Regions from separate parts of the Homo sapiens genome. Here region 1 is linked to region 2. A link is an interaction called in ENCODE POLR2A ChIA-PET data of the cell type or tissue named here. Cell type or tissue: HepG2. All regions are shown on one strand. Links, peaks and the distances in the headings refer to the core of each region. The heading gives the core; the rest is flanking DNA.

Region 1 (8,757 bases), core at 606-8,605, 55 kb before region 2:
TGGGACTGAATAGTACCTATCTCATAGGGCAGTTGTGAAGGTCAGATGTAAAGAAATTGAAACAGTTCCTGCTACAAAATAAGTGCTCAATAAAGTTAGCTATCATCAGTAGTAGAAATTGGTGGCTGATGAATGAAGGAAAGGATCTTTGTGCTTAGCAAACTGTTGAAGAAGCCGTGAATAGTGAGTATTCAGTACATGAGTAAATACTAGAATGTTCTTGGTCAGTGCTTACTATATCAGTGAAGAGTAATACTCAGGCAATGAGTGAGTACGTATTGATAAAATGACTGAATTAGTATTAAGCATTCCATAGGACTTTGTAGGATGAGTGAAAACCGTAAATGCTGTGCAGGCCTTAAGAGGCAGACACTGGGTACCGCTGGCTTTATATCAAGGGCCTCCCCTTCTCTTTCACCCCAGACACAGGAAGCTCCAGTGCAGAGAGGAAGTGCTAAGTCAGCACATTCTAATCTCCTCCCCACCTACTGAACAGAAAATCAGAGCTGGGGCTGGGCACAGTGGCTCATGCCTGTAATCCCAGGCCAAGGCAGGAGAATTGCTTGAGGCCAGAAGTTCGAGACCAGCCTGGCCTAACATAGCGAGACCCCCATCTCTATTTAAAAAAAAGAAAGAAAGAAAGAAAGAAAAGCAGAAGAAAAATATAATTAAGAGAAAATCAGAGCTGAGAGATCTCAGGGGTTGTCTAACCCAACCCCTCTATTTTATAGCTGAGGAAACCAAAATTCCAAGAAAGGATAGAGTTTACCCAAGCAGTCCCAGAGCTAATTATAATGGGCATGACACAGAGTGGGTAAGTTTCAGAATGTGAGTGGAATTGTTTGGGGGATTTTGGCCATGATTAAACTGGTATTATTTCTTTGCTACAATCCAGATAGCAAGATGATGATTTTTGTTACATCAGAAATCTCTGTGGAACAGCAAAGCACTTTCAGCCCCAACTCTGCCCACATTCCCCCCACCTACCTACAACCCCCAACTACCTCTATACTAAGCTGAAGCATTTGGAGAGTCCCAGGGAGTTTTTTTGTGAGTTTTTGGAGTCAGTGTATCTGTTACACCTTGAACCTCTTGCCATTTTCTATTTCCTGTCCCTATGCCAGTCTTCTCATCCCTCCCCACCCCTCAACTCCCTTCTCCATGGGTTCAGAGGCCACCTTTATCCTGAACTAAGCCTTCCTCCTCCATTAAGCTGGTCCAGTGCTGAGTAAGGGTACCAGTAAATAAGATGTGGTCCCGCTCTCCAGGGCTCACATTCTAGACCCAGGAAAAGAGACTGCAGAGAGCTATAACGTGGGCCACAAGGTGGATTCAGGAGCTTGCTAGAGAGATGGGCAGGTCCATTCATTCACCTGTCCACTCACCAGATTTTTACTGGGGCAGGCTCTGTGCTGGGCCTGGCCAGCAGTGGAGAGCAAACCAACACAGCTCTAGCCCCAGTCAGGGGCAGGAGATGATGCTAATCAGAGAATCACTAAGGAGTGGAAACTATAAGCAGAGATGTGTGCTCCAAAGTAGAGCAGCAGGGTTCTGTGAGAGTGAAGAGCAGAGGATGCTGGCCTAGGCTAGAGGGCCAGGGAGCGCTTCCCCAAGGAGGCACCACTGAAGCCGAGATGCGAAGGAGAACTAGGAGCTAACCAGGTAAAGGGAGGTACACCCCAAACAGCACAGCACGCACAAAGGTCCTGAGGAGGGCGGGAGCCTGGGTAGGGGCTGGATGATGGGGGTGGGATAAGAAGAGGCCCAGCGAGGACCTTGTAGGCCACGTTCACAATTTGTCACCCTTATCTGAAGGGCAATAGGGCATCATTAAAGGGTGTTCCACTTGGAGGGCGGGAAGGACAGGTGTGAGGTTATCTCGAAAAGTTTCTTCTGGCTGCTCTGTGGTGAGCAGACCAGGAGAGGCAGTGAGGGGACCAGGGAGAGGCTGTTGCAGTCCATCAGGCAAGAGATTGTGATGATTGGGCCCAAGGAGTGGCCCTCCCTCAAGAGAAGGGCTCACCTTTGGGGAATATCTCAGGGGTAGATTGGACGGACCTTGGGCTTGGATTTGGGGTACATGGGAGATGGAGGCATCCAGCCCAGAATTGGAAGGTGTGGAGCTCTCTGTTCCCCTCTCTGGTTTGGTGGGGAAGTCCACCAGGCCAGGGCTTTAGGAAAAATAGAATTTGAGCTTAGCCTTAAGAGTCTGGTCAGGCCAAGCACAGTGGCTCACACCTGTAATCCCAGCTATTTGGGAGGCTGAGGCAGGAGGATCACTTGAATCTCAGAGTTCAAGACCAGCCTGAGCAACATAGCAAGACTCCTCCTCTAAAAAAATTGTTTTAAATTAACCACGTGTGGTGGTGCACACTTGTAGTCCCAGCTACTTGGGAGGCTGAGGTGGGAGATTGCTTGAGCCTGGGAGGTTAAGACCCACCTGGGCAGTATAGCAAAAGCCCATCTCAAAAAATTAATAAAATAAAAGAGTCTGGTCGGTATTTTAATGGGTGTTGAAGCAGCATTCCAGGCAGAGGGAACAGCACAAGTGAAGACATGAAGGTGTGAATGGTGTGTTTGGAGCTGAGGCTCCTGGAGCCCGGAAGGGTGGGGTGGGCCTAGGCAGCAGCTGGGCAATGCTTCCCTCAGACACTGAACCACATCTTCCTCTTCTCTGCCCCTCCTTTTGTGTCTGTAACTGCAGCTCAGGGAATAAGGTTGGGGGTGTGGATGGCAGGCCTTGGCCTGTAGCCACCCCAGCTTATATGCTCTGTGCTTCTTCCTGCAGGTGAAGGTGGTGAGCCTGAAGCCTGAGGTGGCCCAGGTCGACCTGTACATCCTCGGCCAAGCCGACCACTTTATTGGCAACTGTGTCTCCTCCTTCACTGCCTTTGTGAAGCGGGAGCGGGACCTCCAGGGGAGGCCGTCTTCTTTCTTCGGCATGGACAGGCCCCCTAAGCTGCGGGACGAGTTCTGATTCTGGCCGGAGCACCAGACCCTCTGATCCTGGAGGGACCAGAGTCTGAGCTGGTCCTTCCAGCCAGGCCTGGCAGCCAGAGGTGCTCCGGGATTGCAAACTCCTCTTCTCACCTGCCAAAGATGGAGAAGAGTGCCAGGGACCCCTCAAGGAGGGAGACGCTCCATATCCCAGGGCATAGGACTTGCAGGTTCCTAGGAGCAGGAGCATCTCCCATCGCACGTGCTTTCTGCTCTTCTGGGAATTTCTCACACTGGCAAAGCAGTCCAGCCTCCGTCTTCTGGTCCACTCTGCTCTGAGCAGCCTGGGATGCTGAACTCTTCAGAGAGATTTTTTTATAGAGAGATTTCTATAATTTTGATACAAGGTCATGACTATCCTAGAACTCTCTGTGGTTTTTGAAAATCATTGAATTCTATTAATGTAGGTACCTAAAGTGACCTTAACTGAATGTGGATGAGGCTGGGGCTGGTGTGGGTCTTTTGGCTGCTTTTCAAGGTGTCCCCCAATGTGGCCCTCAAGAGCCATCCCCACTGCCTGGCCAGAGCCATTGTTGTCCCCTACTTCCTAGGCCATTTCTGGGGCTTGGGGGATGAATGCTGTCCTGTGCTGTAAACACTATGCAAATGGAAGTTATCGGTTGTGGTGCTGTGCAGCGCTCTGTGGGCGACTAAGTGCCACTCACGCAGCATGTTCCTGGCAAGGAGCACATACCATCAAGCCACACTATCATGGTATTGTTCTCACAGTCTTTTGGTGGTTGATGGCCACTGCAAACCTGGCACCATCAGATCTCTTCTGATCTCTTGCCCCAGTGGGGCCTGGTTGGTAGAATGTTGGCATTCGGTTGATATCCAAAGCCTGTTCTCCCAGCCGTCCTCCTGCAGCTGGAGCCTTCAGGCCGTATTCTCACGAGGGAACGTTTGCCAAGGCTCTGACCTCACAGAAGATGCCCAGGGCCCAGAAGCCATCAGAATTATCAGTGGAGAAGCACCTTTTGACTCTTCCCTTCCAATGTAATCTCTGCCAACACCATGAGGCTTAAGGTGCTCTAAGTCATGAGTGTTTTGGTCTCAAATGCTGCAGTTTTAATAATCTGTGACTCCTGAGAGCCCATGGTTTTTTGACCTTGTGGTTCTAAAATTCCTTGTCTGACCCCTGTAGATCTTTTCCTTGCCATGTCACCTCCCTTGGCCTTTGATCCTGGAAAGGTGGCAGAGCCTCCACTGAGCCAGGCCCAGAGCTCCTTGCAGTGCCTTCTTCCTTGTTTACCTGTGGGAGGAAACACTTTTTTTGTCAGGGGCAGCCTGGTTCAGAGCTCAGAGGTCACACTGTATCAAAGATCTCAAACAGCAAAGTCAGCATTTGCTGTATAGAGCTGCCACCCAACTCTAAGCAGGAGAAACTGTACAGAAAGGGCTTTGCTATTTTTCCCTTTTGGGAAAACAATGAAGTGTTTTAAGTCCTGGGTGGACTGAGAGATGGTTTGCCTGTCCAGACTTGCTCTCAAGCCTCATCCAGAGAAGGAGCTGCAGATGAGGGAGCCCGTACACTCCCTGCCACCACTAGGTTGTAAGCCTGTAGCTGGCTGGCTGATTTCATTTTGGAATTCATTTGCCATCCACAGCCTTACACTAGGCACACACTTTAGAGTCTGGGGCTCCAGTGGGGCCCGCCTAATTTTTTTTCCCCCCAAGACAGGGCCTTGCTCTGTCTCCCAGGCTGGAGTGCAGTGGCATGATCATGGCTTACTGCAGCCTTGATCTCCCAGGCTCAAGCGATCCTTCTGCCTCAGCCTCTCTGGTAGCTGAGACTGCATGCCCAGCTCCAAATCACCTTGATTCATATCAGCAGTAATAATCACTTGTGTTCTGAAAGAAAGGGCACCAGAAGTTCTAGCAAAATTCAGTTGTGTTCTGTGAGCTAGCACTTTTTCCTCTGACCCAATTTTCTTACCTATAAAATGGTGATAAAAACCGACAGGTTGTTCAAAGGCCCAGATCAGCTAAAGCATGTATATAAGAGCACGTTGTAAACTTGAAAGAGACAAAGGCACAAATGTGGCTGTTGATTAATTTGACTGCTTCTCGTTGCTCGTCACCTCCATGCCAGGCACTGTGCTTGCTAATTGCTTTATGGGGGCATTCTCTTATTTATTCCCCAGCCCTGGGAAATAGGAGCTGTCATTATCCTTCTCTTTCTGCACAAGGAAAAATTAATGCCCTGAGAATTGTCATAATTTTCCCAAGGCTGCCCAGCTGGTGGTGTTAAGCCAGAATTTGACCTCCCAGAGCCAGTTTCCATTAGCTGCCATGCTCTGCTGCCTCTAATTCACAGAATGCACTTTCTACCCTGTGTGCCATGGAGACCTCCTATGGAAAAATGATCAGCCACCTTACCTTCTACTGGGTACCTGCTGTGAGTCTGCCTATGCCAGAAGGATTAAGGAGGGGAGGTTACCCAAGAAACAAAGCCTACATGCCGCTTACAGCCCCCGTTGGATGGTTGCTCAGTACAACAGTCTTGCATTCAGCAGGTGTTTGTTCATCACCTACTATGTGTCAGGCTCTATGCTAGGTACTGGGGATACAGGAGAGAATCAAGCGTAAAGTCTTTGTTCTCAAGGAATTTGCATTCTAGAAAGTAGAAGATGTAATAAATGTACTGTGGGACATGTTAATAAGTGCTATAAAGAAATATAAAGGGTTTGGGAGCAAAAAGAGGGAGTGGATCTATTTTAGATGAGCCCAGGTAAGACCTCTCTGAAGAGCTGTCATGAAGGAGGGAGGGAGCACATTCCTGGCAGAGAAAACAGCACGTGCAAAGGCCCCGAGACTGGAGTGTGTTCCTGAAGAGCAGCCAGGAGGCCAGCATGGCTGGAGAGGCAGGCATAGGCAGGGAACCGAGCAGCAGGTCAGAGCAGGCGAGCTGACATTCTGCAGCCTGGACGGCCATGGCAGGAAGCTTTTAGTTGGAGAGATACAGGAAGCCTCCTAGGGTTCTGAGCAGAAGAGGGGCATGAGCTGATTCACATTCTGAAGGACCTCTCTAGCTGGCCAGTGCTGAGGAGGTTGGAGAGAGAAAGGGTGAAAGCAGAGAGACCAGTGCAGGGCTGTTAACAGGGTTGCAGGCGAGAGACTGGGGTGCTGGGCTCCCCTAGACTAGGACTCCAGTGCCCTCCTCTCCCAAGAGACAAAGGCCATTGCATTGAAGGAGGTGGGAAATGATTAGATTCTGAACATATGTAATTATTTTTCAGTCTTTTTCAAAGATACAAATATTTACATAGTTTTAATCATGTAATATATACAATTTAATGTCCTAGTGTTTTACTTAATAGTGTATCATGTTTTCCCTGTTGGTATGTAGCCTGGATAAATGCTCTTAATTATAAAAAATTCTGTCGAGGAGTGTTCCATAGTTTATTGTTTTCCTATTATGAGAATTTAGGCCAAGTGTGGTGGCTCATGCCTGTAATCCCAGCACTTTGCGAGGCCGAGGTGGGCAGATCACTTGAGGTGAGGAGTTCAAGACCAGCCTGGCCAACATGGTGAATTATCTCTACTAAAAATACAAAAAAATAATAATAATAGCCAGGCGTGGTGGCACATGCCTGTATTCCCAGCTGCTTGGGAGGCTGAGGCAGGAGAATGGCTTGAACCTGGGAGGTGGAGGTTGCAGTGAGCCGAGATGGTGCCACTGCATTCCAGCCTGGGCAACAGAGCGAGACTCCATCTCAAAAAAAAGGAGACTTCATGTGCCCCCAATTTTTCACTATTGTTATTTGAAAAAATATTTTTATTTGTAAGAGTTTTTCTTTATTTAAAATGTTCATTAATAAAGTTGTTGGACGGGAAGCAAAAAAAAAAAGTTGTTTAAGATAAATTCCCAGAAGTGAATTTGTTAGATCAAACACTTAAAACTTTTTGTTATGGAAGAATTCAAATATAAATAAAAAATTGTGAGTAATAAAATGAACTCACAGTTTCAACAATGACCCACATTTTACCAGTCTAGTTGCATTGACTCTCCCACACCCAAGTCTGTTTGCTAGAGTCTTCAAGAAAACCTAAATGTGTTTTGAAAGAAGAGCCAACAGGATTTGCTGACATGCTGAATGTGGACTGGGAAGGAAAGAGGAGCCCAGGGTGCTCCAAGATTTAGGGCCCAGGCACCAGGGAGTTGTCCCTGACTTGCAGAGTGACCTTGAAGCAAATCCCTTCACCTCCGCATTCCTCACCTCAGCATTACAGGTGCTAATGGTCTAGGCAGTGCTTCCCAAAGGGTGGTCTTCAGAGGTTCCTTCCAGGGCTGGTTGATATGGCAGATTCCCAGGAGCCACCCTGAACCTGAGAATCAGAATGTCTCGGGGGTAGTGCCCAGGAATCTGCCTTTTCACAAGCACCTGCAAGTGATTTGGATGCCCAGTGGCCCAAGACCTGAAACTGTGGTCGTCAGACCAGCGGCATCAGCATCACCTGGGGGAACTTGCTAGAAATGCAGAATCCCAGGCCCCCGCCCAGAACCACTGAGTCAGGATCTCTGGGGACGCAGCCCAGGAATCTCTTAAGCTCTCTTGGGGCTAAAACTTGAGCAACACTGATCTGAAGGAAGTGGGGATCTCACTGTGTGGTCATTCAGCCCACGGTAATGGAAGACCTCTGCAGCCCCTCCCTGGCAAGCCTCACGGGTTCCACCAGGCATGGTCAACAAGGTGGCTTTAGGAACTGCCTGCTGCCCAGTTTGTACTGACCTACATCTCCTATTGTATATTTGTAGGGGCTTTACAACCAGATGATCAAATCTCATTGTTTTACGGTCAGCCCAAATTTATATATAAGAAAAGGAAGGGAAGCCTGGGCGCAGTGGCTCACTCCCATCATCCTAGCATTTTGGGAGGTTGACACAGGCCAATCGCTTGAGCCCAGGAGTTCGAGACCAGTCTGGGTAACATAGGGAAACCCCGTCTCTACAAAAAAATGCAAAAATTAGCCAGGCATGTGGCATGCATCTGTAGTCCCAGCTACTCGGGAGGCTGAGGTGGGAGGATCACTTGAGCCCAGGAGGAGGTCGAGGCTACAGTGAGCTGTGATGGCACCACTGCACTCCAGCCTGGACATTGGAGTGGGACCCTGTCTCAAAAGAGAGGAAAAAAAAAAGGGAATTCAATTTTTCAAAATTAAAAGGGAATTCCATTTTTCAAAATCTGCATCTGATTGGATAGAGAAATGGAGAAGCTGGTGTTCAAAGGAACCAAAGCTGGAAACACTGTCCTGAAACATTGTAGATCTCCAGACATTTGGAAGGGAGGGGAGAGAGAATAAGAAAATAAAGAAGAAAGAGGAGAAAGGACAGAGGGAGGAAGAAAGAGTTGAGTTCTCATTTCTATTTTCTGTTCAAAGAAGCTCAGCAAATAATCTATTAATAGTAACTACAACAAAAATAATAATAAGCTTTCACTGGCCTGAAAATAAAGATCCTTCCTCTCCTCAGTTCTCCTTCTGTCCTTAGTGGAATTGACAGAAAAAACCCATAGCCTGAAGGCAAATCCTGCACTCTGGATTATGTTGTCAAAGTGAATTCAAATTCTTGCTTGAAACCTGGTTTATTTCAGGGTTGAGACCTTTCCCTTGAAATAACATTATTTAAGGGCAAGCAGGTTTGGTTTGTTTTTACATCTAATCCTTTATTGATCATCAGCCCAGGATGCCAAGCATAACCAGGTAAACAGTGAGAATGGAAGAAACAGAAGGCATTTCCCAGAAACCCCATTCCTCAAG
Region 2 (8,757 bases), core at 243-8,242:
AATTTTTTCCGATTATAAAAATAATAAACTTCCATTGAGTAAAAAAATGAGGAAAATACTGAACAGATTAAATAAGGCTGACTTTAAGATCCACCACTGAGAAATAACTACTGTTAACATTTTACTGTCCATATACAAATGTATTCCTAAATACATTTTATCTCATAGGCTTGCAGTTCTCACCTGTTTCCTCCATTGTTGTTATTTAGGCCATTTTCAACATTTAAACATTATGAGTAATGCTTCAGAGAACATCTTAATGATGATTATTTTGTGTAAACCTTTGTCTGCACTGCTGATGATTTCTTTAAACTAGGTCCTTTAATGTTAAAAATTTTAAATTACAAAGGCAACCCCCCTTAAATAATGTTTTTAACATGGCAGTGTTAACCTAAAGCTGAAAAGACAGACAGAATTACAATTTGGTTGGGGAATTTACCCATGGTGATGGTATCCTAACTCAGGTTTTAGCTTACTTGACTACTTGCAAGTATATTTTTAGAAAGTTGTATTCAAAGCATATTTCCCATTTTCTATTTGGAAATGTTTGCTTAACATTATTTCATAACCATTTTTCCATATTTTTGTACTTATTTATTTCAATTTTTGTTTCATTTTATTTTTGTAGAAACAGGGTCTCACTATGTTGCTCAGGCTGGTCTCAAACTCCTAGGCTCAAGCGATCCTCCTGCCTTGGCCTCCCAAAGTGCTCAGATTACAAGTGTGAGCCACCAGGCCCAATCTATTTTTTTTATTTGTTTATTTTTGAGATAGGGTGTCGCTCCGTTGCCCAGGCTGGAATACTGTGGCATGATCATAGCTCACCGTAACCTCCAGCTCCTGGGCTCAAGTGGTCCTTCCACCTCAGCTTCCTAAGCAGCCAGGGCCACAGGTGCGTGCCACCACTTGTGGCTAATTTTTAAATTTTTCATGGAGGCAGGATCTCACTATGTTGCTCAGGCTGGTCTCAACTCCTGGCCTCAAGCAATGCTCCTGACTCAGCCTCCCAAAGTGCTGAGACTACAAGTGTGAGCCACTACGCCTTGCTGTGTTTTTGTGTTTAGTAGTTATTACTACATGTTAGTAGTTTAGTAGTAACTACTACACTTTCCCTGGCATTGAGCATTGAAGTTGTTTCCACCTTTTTATAATCACATATAATGTGTTATACAGAATATCTCCTTCTCTCTCAGCCTCTTAAGAGAACAATTCTAAATAAGTGGTTTGTGAAAAGTTTGAACTTTAAAAAATTCTAACAGAGAACTGTCCATTTCCCTTCTTAGGATCCTCTAAAAGTATCTTTTTTTTTTTTTTTTTTTTTTTTTTTTCAGATGGAGTCTCACTCTGTCGCCTAGGCTGGAGTGCAGTGGTGCAGTCTCAGCTCACTGCAACCTCCGCCTCCTGGGTTCAAGTGATTCTCCTGCCTCAGCCTCCTGAGTACCTGGGATTACAGGTGCACACCACCACGCCCAGCTGATTTTGGTATTTTTAGTAGAGATAGGGTTTCACCATGTTGGTCAGGCTGGTCTTGAACCCCTGACCTTGAGATCTGCCCATCTCGGCCTCCCAAAGTGCTGGGATTACAGGCGTGAGCCACCGTGCCTGGCCTAAAAGTATCTTTAAAAAACAGATTTAGCTGGATGTGGTGGCTCATTCCTGTAATCCCAGCACTTTGGGAGGCCTAAGTGGGAAGATTGCTTGAGGCCAGAAGTTTGAGACCAGCCTGGGCAGCATAGTGAGACCCCATCTATACAAAACATATGAAAATTTACCCGGGTGCAGTGGCTTGCACCTGTACTCCCAACTACTCGGGAAGCTGAGGCAAGTTCAAGCCCAGGAGTTCAAGGCTACAGTGAGCCATGATTGCGCTACTGCATTCCAGCCTGGGTGACACAGTGAATGAGATCCTGTCTCCAAACAAACAAAAAATGAACTTTATTTAGATATATTTTACATATGATGAAGTATTTTTTTGATGTAGTAGTTTTTCTCACCTTCTTTTTAGTCTTCTCTTTATCCATTTTTCTTTCTGATGAAGAATTCCCTGTGAGTAGGACCCAGAACATAGGCCTTTGTCATTTCAACCCTTCGTTCTCTGAATAGGCTGTTTATTGGCAACATTAACTGGAAACATTTTATGTACAGCATTGGAGTCTCACTCTGTCGCCTCAGCTCACTGCAACCTCCGCCTCCTGGGTTCAAGTGATGTGCACTGTATGAACTGTGAGAGCAAGCATATCATTATAACATTGGACAATGAGCCAAGACAGTTCTGATGGACTTTTGAAGAGGGATTTTTCAAAAAGCATTTAACTCATCATATTAATAAAATAAATCCTATGATTTATGGGAAATTCTGTTGGATCAACTTTGGAAACTGTTTACTATAAAGGTAGCATGCGTAGGCATGAATCTTGATAAGACAAGATTCTGATCCGGGGTTCTGAGTGGGTCCTTATATTCTGCAGAGCTGAACCAGGTGGAATAGGAGGAGAGTTTGGGTAACAGTCAAACACAACATCCAAAATTATGTTGAATGTAGTGGTGAGAGCTATTCCCTTTAAAACTCTCTCTTGGTTCTTCTGACTGTGTCAAGAATACTGTATTTGTTTGGTACTGGTCTGGTTTTTTTTTTTTTTTTTTTGAAATGGAGTCTCAGTCACCCAGGCTGGAGTGCAGTGGCACGATCTCAGCTCACTGCAACCTCTGCCTCCTGGGTTCAAGCAGTTCTCTGCCTCAGCCTCCTGAGTAGCTGGGATTACAGGTGCCTGCCACCATGCCCGGCTAATTTTTGTATTTTTAGTAAAGACGGGGTTTCACCATCTTAGCCATGCTGGTCTTGAACACCTGACCTTGTGATCCACCTGCCTTGGCCTCCCAAAGGGCTGGGACTACAGGCGGGAGCCACCATGCTCGGCCACTAGTCTATTTCTTAACACTTATTAAGCTCCCTTTCAAACCAATGGTGATCAAGCTTAAGGCCTCAGATAAGCTACAGTATTTAGCTAGAATTTAGTAACATTGTTGTCTGTTCTTATATTTATTTTCACAGTTACTTTCTATTTATAACAAGTGATACTGATTTTCCATTCATGGTGGTTATATAAAGTTTCTTTTTAAAATAAACTTTGTGTTAAGCAAAGTAGATTTAAAGAAAAAACGTTAAGTAAATAATAGTACAGGTGATGATAGACATGGCGAAAATTGTCCAGAAACAATCGGATTATTGACATTTAGGACATGCTGGTGTGGAAGAAAGGCCATGGACTTTGGAGCCAGATGGACCTGGTTTCAGCTTGCTTTGCCACTTATTAACTCAGTGTGCCATGTTACTTCCCTGTCTAAGTCTCTGTTTTTTTTCTCCTGCAAATTGGGTCAGGGCAGAGTTACCACTTGTGGGCCAGACGCTTGCTGCCTGTCTTCTTCTAGTCCTCACACGGCCCCAAGCAGCAGGTGTTAGTGATATTCCCATTTTACAGATGAGGAAATCAGCTCCGAGGGGTAAGAAACTTTCACAGAGCCTCAGAACTACGAATGATAGGCTGGGCACAGTGGCTCCCAGCACTTTAGGAGGCCGAGGCAGGTAGAACACCTGAGGTCAGGAATTCGAGACCAGCCTGGCCAACATAGTGAAACCCACGCTCTACTAAAAATACAAAAGTTAGCCGTGCGTGGTGGCAGGCGCCTGTAATCCCAGCTGCTTGGGAAGCTGAGGCAGGAGAATCCCTTGAACCTGGGAGGTGGAAGTTGCAGTGAGCCGAGATCACGCCACTACACTGCAGCCTGGGTGACAGCAAGACTCCATCTCAAAAACAAACAAACAAAACTAGGAATGATAGAGCTGGGTTTCAGTCCCAGGTGTGTCTGAATCTCTTTTTGGCTATTCAGGCTACCTCTGCCTGTTAAATACAGGTTTTGCTATGGCCCTCTGCCCATAGCATTATTCACAATAGCCAAGAGGTAGAAGCAGCCCAAATGTCCGTTAACAGATAAATGGATAAAGAATATGTGGTACAGGCCAGGCGCGATGGCTCACGCCTGTAATCCCAGCACTTTGGGAGGCCAAGGCGGAAGGATTGCTTGAACCCAGGAGTTCCAGACCAGCCTGGGCAATATAGTGAGACCTTGTTTCTATAACAAATAATAATAATAATAAATTAGCTCAGTATGGTGGCATGTACCTGTAGTCTCAGCTACTCAAAAGGCTGAGGTGGGAGGATTGCTTGAGCCTAGGAGTTCAAGGATGCAGTGAGCTGTGATTGCACCACTGCACTCCAGCCTGGGTGTCAGCAAGACTGTGTCTCAAAAAAAAAAAAAAGAAAATATATATAGTGCATACATGGAATGGAATATTATTCAGCCTTAAAAAAGAAGGAAGTTCTGACACATGCTTTAGTATTGATGAACCTTGAGGGCATTGTGCTGAGTGAAATAAGCCAGTCACAAAAGGACAAATACTGTTATGATTCCACTTATCCGAGGTAGCTAGAGTAGACAAAATCATGGAAACATGGTTACCAGGGGCTAAGGAGAGGGGGAAATGGGGAATTGTTCAGTGGTTATAAAGTTTCAGCTTTGCAAGATGAAAAAGTTCTAGAAATGTGTTATACAACAATGTGAATATAGTTAACACTACTGAACTATACACTTAAAATGATTAAGAGGGTAAATTTTATATTATGTGGGGTTTTTTACTGTAATTTTAAAAAAATTTTAAATGATAAGCCATTGGTTAGAGGGTGATTTTTTTTTCATTTGGAAAATCCCAATTATGCATAAAACTAGAATAATGTAATGAATCATGAACCCATTACCCACCTCCAGCAGTTCTCAGCACTTGGCAATCCTATTTTACCTATAACCTTCCATGCACCCCACCCCTGAAAAAGATCCCAGATGGCATATAACTTTATCTGAAAATATTCTTGTTTACCTCTAGAGGATAAGAACTTTCTTTTTAAAATAATAACATTTTTTTACACGTAAAAATAATTTCTTACATTGTCTCATATCCAGTGTTCCAATTTCCTTGATTGTCTTATACATTTTTTTTTTTTTTTTGAGACAGAGTCTCGCTCTGTCACCCGGGCTGGAGTGCAGTGGTGCGATCTAGGCCCACTGCAATCTCTGCCTCCCGGGTTCAAGCAATTCTCCTGCCTCAGCCTCCCAAGTAGCTGGGATTACAGACATGCATGCACCACACCCAACTAATTTTTATATTTTTAGTAGAGACAGGGTTTCACCATGTTAGCTAGGCTGGTCTTGAACTCCTGACCTCGAGTGATGCACCCTCCTCGGCCTCCCAAAGTGCTGGGATTACAGGTGTGAGCCACCGCGCCTCGCCTCATTTTTTTTTTCTTGAGACAGGGTCTCACTGTATCACCCAGGCTTGAGTGCAGTGGTGTAGTCAGAGCTCACTGCTGCCTCAAACTCTTAGGCGGCTCAAGCAAACTCCTGGGCTCAAGTGATCCTCCCAACTTAGCCTCCTGAGTAGCTGGGGCCACAGGCATATACCACCGCACCTGGCTAATTTTTAAAAATTTTTTTGTAGAGACAGGATCTTGCCATCTTGTCCAAGCTGGTCTTGAACTCCTAGGCTCAAGTGATCCTCCCACCTCAGCCTCCCAAAGTGCTGGGATTATGGGTGGTGAACCACCTAGCTTGGTCCTTGTACATTTCTTAACAGTTGGTTTGTTTGAATCAAGATCAAAAAAGGAGCTGGACGTAGTGGCTCACCATGGTGGCTGGTATTACATGATGGACCTGTAATACCAGCAGTTTGGGAGGCCTAAGTGGGAGAATCACATGAAGCCAAGAGTTTGAGACCAGCCTGTGCAACAAAGCAAGACCCCCCCCAACTTCTACAAACAATTTTAAAAATTAGTCCAGGCATGGTGGCTCATGCCTGTAATCCTAGCACTTTGGGAGGCTGAGGTGGGTGGATCACTTGAGGTCAGGTGTTTGAGACCAGCCTGGCCAACACGGTGAAACCTCGTCTCTACTAAAAATAGAAAAAAAAAAAAAAAAAAAAAAAGAAAAGTCGGGTCCAGTGGCGCACGCCTGTAGTCCCAGCTACTCTGGAGGCTGAGGTGGGACGATTGCTTGAGCGAGGAGTTCGAGGCTGCAGTAAGCTGAGATTCTGCCACTGCACTCCAGCCTGGGCAACAGAGCAAGACCTTGGCTCTTGAAAAACAACAGAATGTGAAGACCTTGACTCTTAAAAAACAATAGAATGTGTACAACAGTCCTACCTCTGGGAGTGGATCCTACCAACTACTCCCACTTACCCTAAAGGTATATATGTTCAGTATAGCCACTGCAGTACTGTTTGCAGTAGCAAATGACCAGAGACCATCAGAAGGTCCCTCAATAAGGGACTGACTGATCAAAGACATTTTTTGGCTGGGCGCAGTGGCTCATGACTGTAATCCCAGCACTTTGGGAGGCCAAGGCAGGCGGAACACCTGAGGTCAGGAGTTCAAGACCAGCCTGGCCAACATGGCAAAACCCCGTCTCTACAAAAAATAAAAAATTAGTTGGATGTGGTGGGGTGTGCTTATAGTCCCAGGTACTTGGGAGTCTGAGGTGGGAAGATTGCTTGACCCCAGGAGGTTGACGTTGCAGTGAGCTGTGATTGTGCCACTGCACTCCAGCCTGGGCAACTGAGACTCTGTCTCAAAATAAATGAGTGAATGAATGAATGAATGAAAGGAAGTAAGACAGAAAAGAAAGGAAAAAGAAGCAGCTAAGCATGGTGTCTGATGCCTGTAATCCCATACTTTGGGAGGCTGAGAGACGGAAGGATCACTTGAGCCAGGAGTTTGAGACCAGCCTGGGGACCAGCCTGGGCAACATAGTGAGACATTTGTCTCTACAAAAAATAAAAACAAAATTAGGTTTGGTGGCATGTACCTGTAGTCCCAGCTACTGAGGAGGTTGAGGTGGGAAGACTACCTGAGCCCAGGAGGTTGAGGCTATGGCGAGCCAACATCATGCCACTGCACTCCAGCCTGGAGTGCAGAGCAAGAGTCTGTCTCAAAAAAACAAACAAAGAAAACAACACAAAATGAGTTGGGGGGCGGGGAGAAGGAGTTCTCCAAGATTTATATAGGAAGAAGTACAGTGGTATATAGTATACTGCTACTTGAGTTAAAAAGGTTTAAAAGCAAAAGATGAAGATGAAGGAGCAATGCAGATATGTTAGGAAGATTTACATGTTCACTGTACACTCTGTACAGCTTGAATTGCGTTAATCTTTGCATAGACATACACATGTATATATGCGTATATATCAGGTGTTTTAAAAATATATGGGTTTATATATGGGTTTTAAAATAAGACAAATCTGGTTTTGAATCCTGACTCTTCCACTTAATTGTCGTGTAACCTTGGGCAAATTAATTTCCCTGAGTCTCTGATCCTTATTCTTTAAATGAGGCTAATGCCTGCCTTCCTCCCAAGGTGATTTTGAGGATTAAAAGAGGACTCACATTAAGCTCTTGGTATACTGTGAGTTGTGACTATTGAATACAATAAAACCCAAGAACTGCATTGATTCTGAATAGTAGGTGTTGTCCAACAGACTTGAATATATTTTTGAATGTATTTTATGTTTTACAATTGAATGCCAAAAAGAGTTTCTTTTCTTCTTTCCCTGCCTAAATAAATGCTTTGTTTGCCTCTTTGTGTCATCAAATGACAGAGAGTACATGGCGCCAGTTTGAATTCAGGGCAGGCATTTATTGTCCTTGTTACTTGACTGTGACGTTTTTAGGTTTCTTTCCGGAGAACTAGCGTGTCTTCTTCAGACATTTAAGCTGAAATCAAAGTTCTGGACTTTTCTCCAAAGAAAACATTGCTTTATTGCTTCCCCCACCTTAATTATAAAAATCAAAATACATGCACCCATCAAAAAATACAAAGAAAGCAAAAAAATAGCCTGCAGGCGCACCACCCTAGAGGTCAATATTACCTGCATTTCATGAGTATTTATTAGTACTTTTCAATGTTAAAAGCTAAGCATTTAACATTCATTAGTTTATTTAATCCTCAGAACAGTTCTTTAAGGGAGATATTGCTATTAACCATACTTGGTGGAAGAAGAAACTGTGACTTAGTTTCTTGAGATTTTATAGCTAGTAAATGGCAGAGCAGAAATTCAAAGCCAGACCTGCTGAACACCTCAGCTCATGCTTTTAACAATGTCTTTACTCTGTGTTCCCCAAATCTGCATCTGCACATGTGCCTGTACACATAAACATTAACTGTATCATAGTAATTCTGTTTAGTAGCCTTTTTCTTCACTCAGCAATATGTCTTGAATATTGCCCATATCTAAATACCTAGAGGTTTGTTGCCATTTTTAATGACTTCATAGTTTCCCATTGTAGAGATGTGCCATAATCTAACCACTCCCTTATTGATGAGCATTTAAGTGCTTAGAGGTGGTGATGTGACAAACACAAATTGTGTATTACATTGTTGCACATGTATTTAGTTACTCAATTATGTCCTTAAAATAATTCCAAGAAATGGAATTGCTGTTTCAAGGGAGTATTCACATTTAGAGTTTTGGTACTGATTGCCTGACTGCCCTCAAGTATGTTGTGCCAATTTGAGATGCTGTGGCTCTTATATGTTCTTTCTGTAAGGGACATTTTGAAACTTTTTAGACAGTTCACGCAACTGTTTGGCTTACAAAAAAGGTGACGCCCCCCGCCCCCTTTTTTTTTTCTTTTGTGACAGAATCTCGCTCTG

The links. ChIA-PET counts read pairs that join two places held together with the same protein. Peaks named below come from ENCODE experiments on the same cell type or tissue, not always from the same donor. Only the 100,000 strongest peaks of a DNase experiment are listed, where the experiment ranks them.
Region 1: POLR2A ChIA-PET joins it to region 2 with 12 read pairs; 13 of 35 experiments call an interaction of 5 or more read pairs at or near these places.

The regions. Positions count from the first base shown.
Region 1 is chr20:32,231,685-32,240,441 of GRCh38, forward strand. POFUT1 (protein O-fucosyltransferase 1) reads left to right here. Exons shown (of 7, transcript NM_015352.2): 7 at 2,789-6,974. The coding sequence ends at 2,977. It overlaps MIR1825 (microRNA 1825), which reads left to right and starts at 6,111; the gene lies at 6,111-6,163. In HepG2, for the core only: no CTCF peak of the experiment used is centred there; a DNase peak (open chromatin) is centred at 4,317.
Region 2 is chr20:32,286,573-32,295,329 of GRCh38, forward strand. All of the region lies in intron 1 of KIF3B (kinesin family member 3B), which reads left to right. Among named protein-coding and RNA genes, the nearest start is that of KIF3B, 13 kb to the left of the region's middle. In HepG2, for the core only: no CTCF peak of the experiment used is centred there; DNase peaks (open chromatin) are centred at 1,849 and 3,269; H3K4me3 peaks cover 693 bases.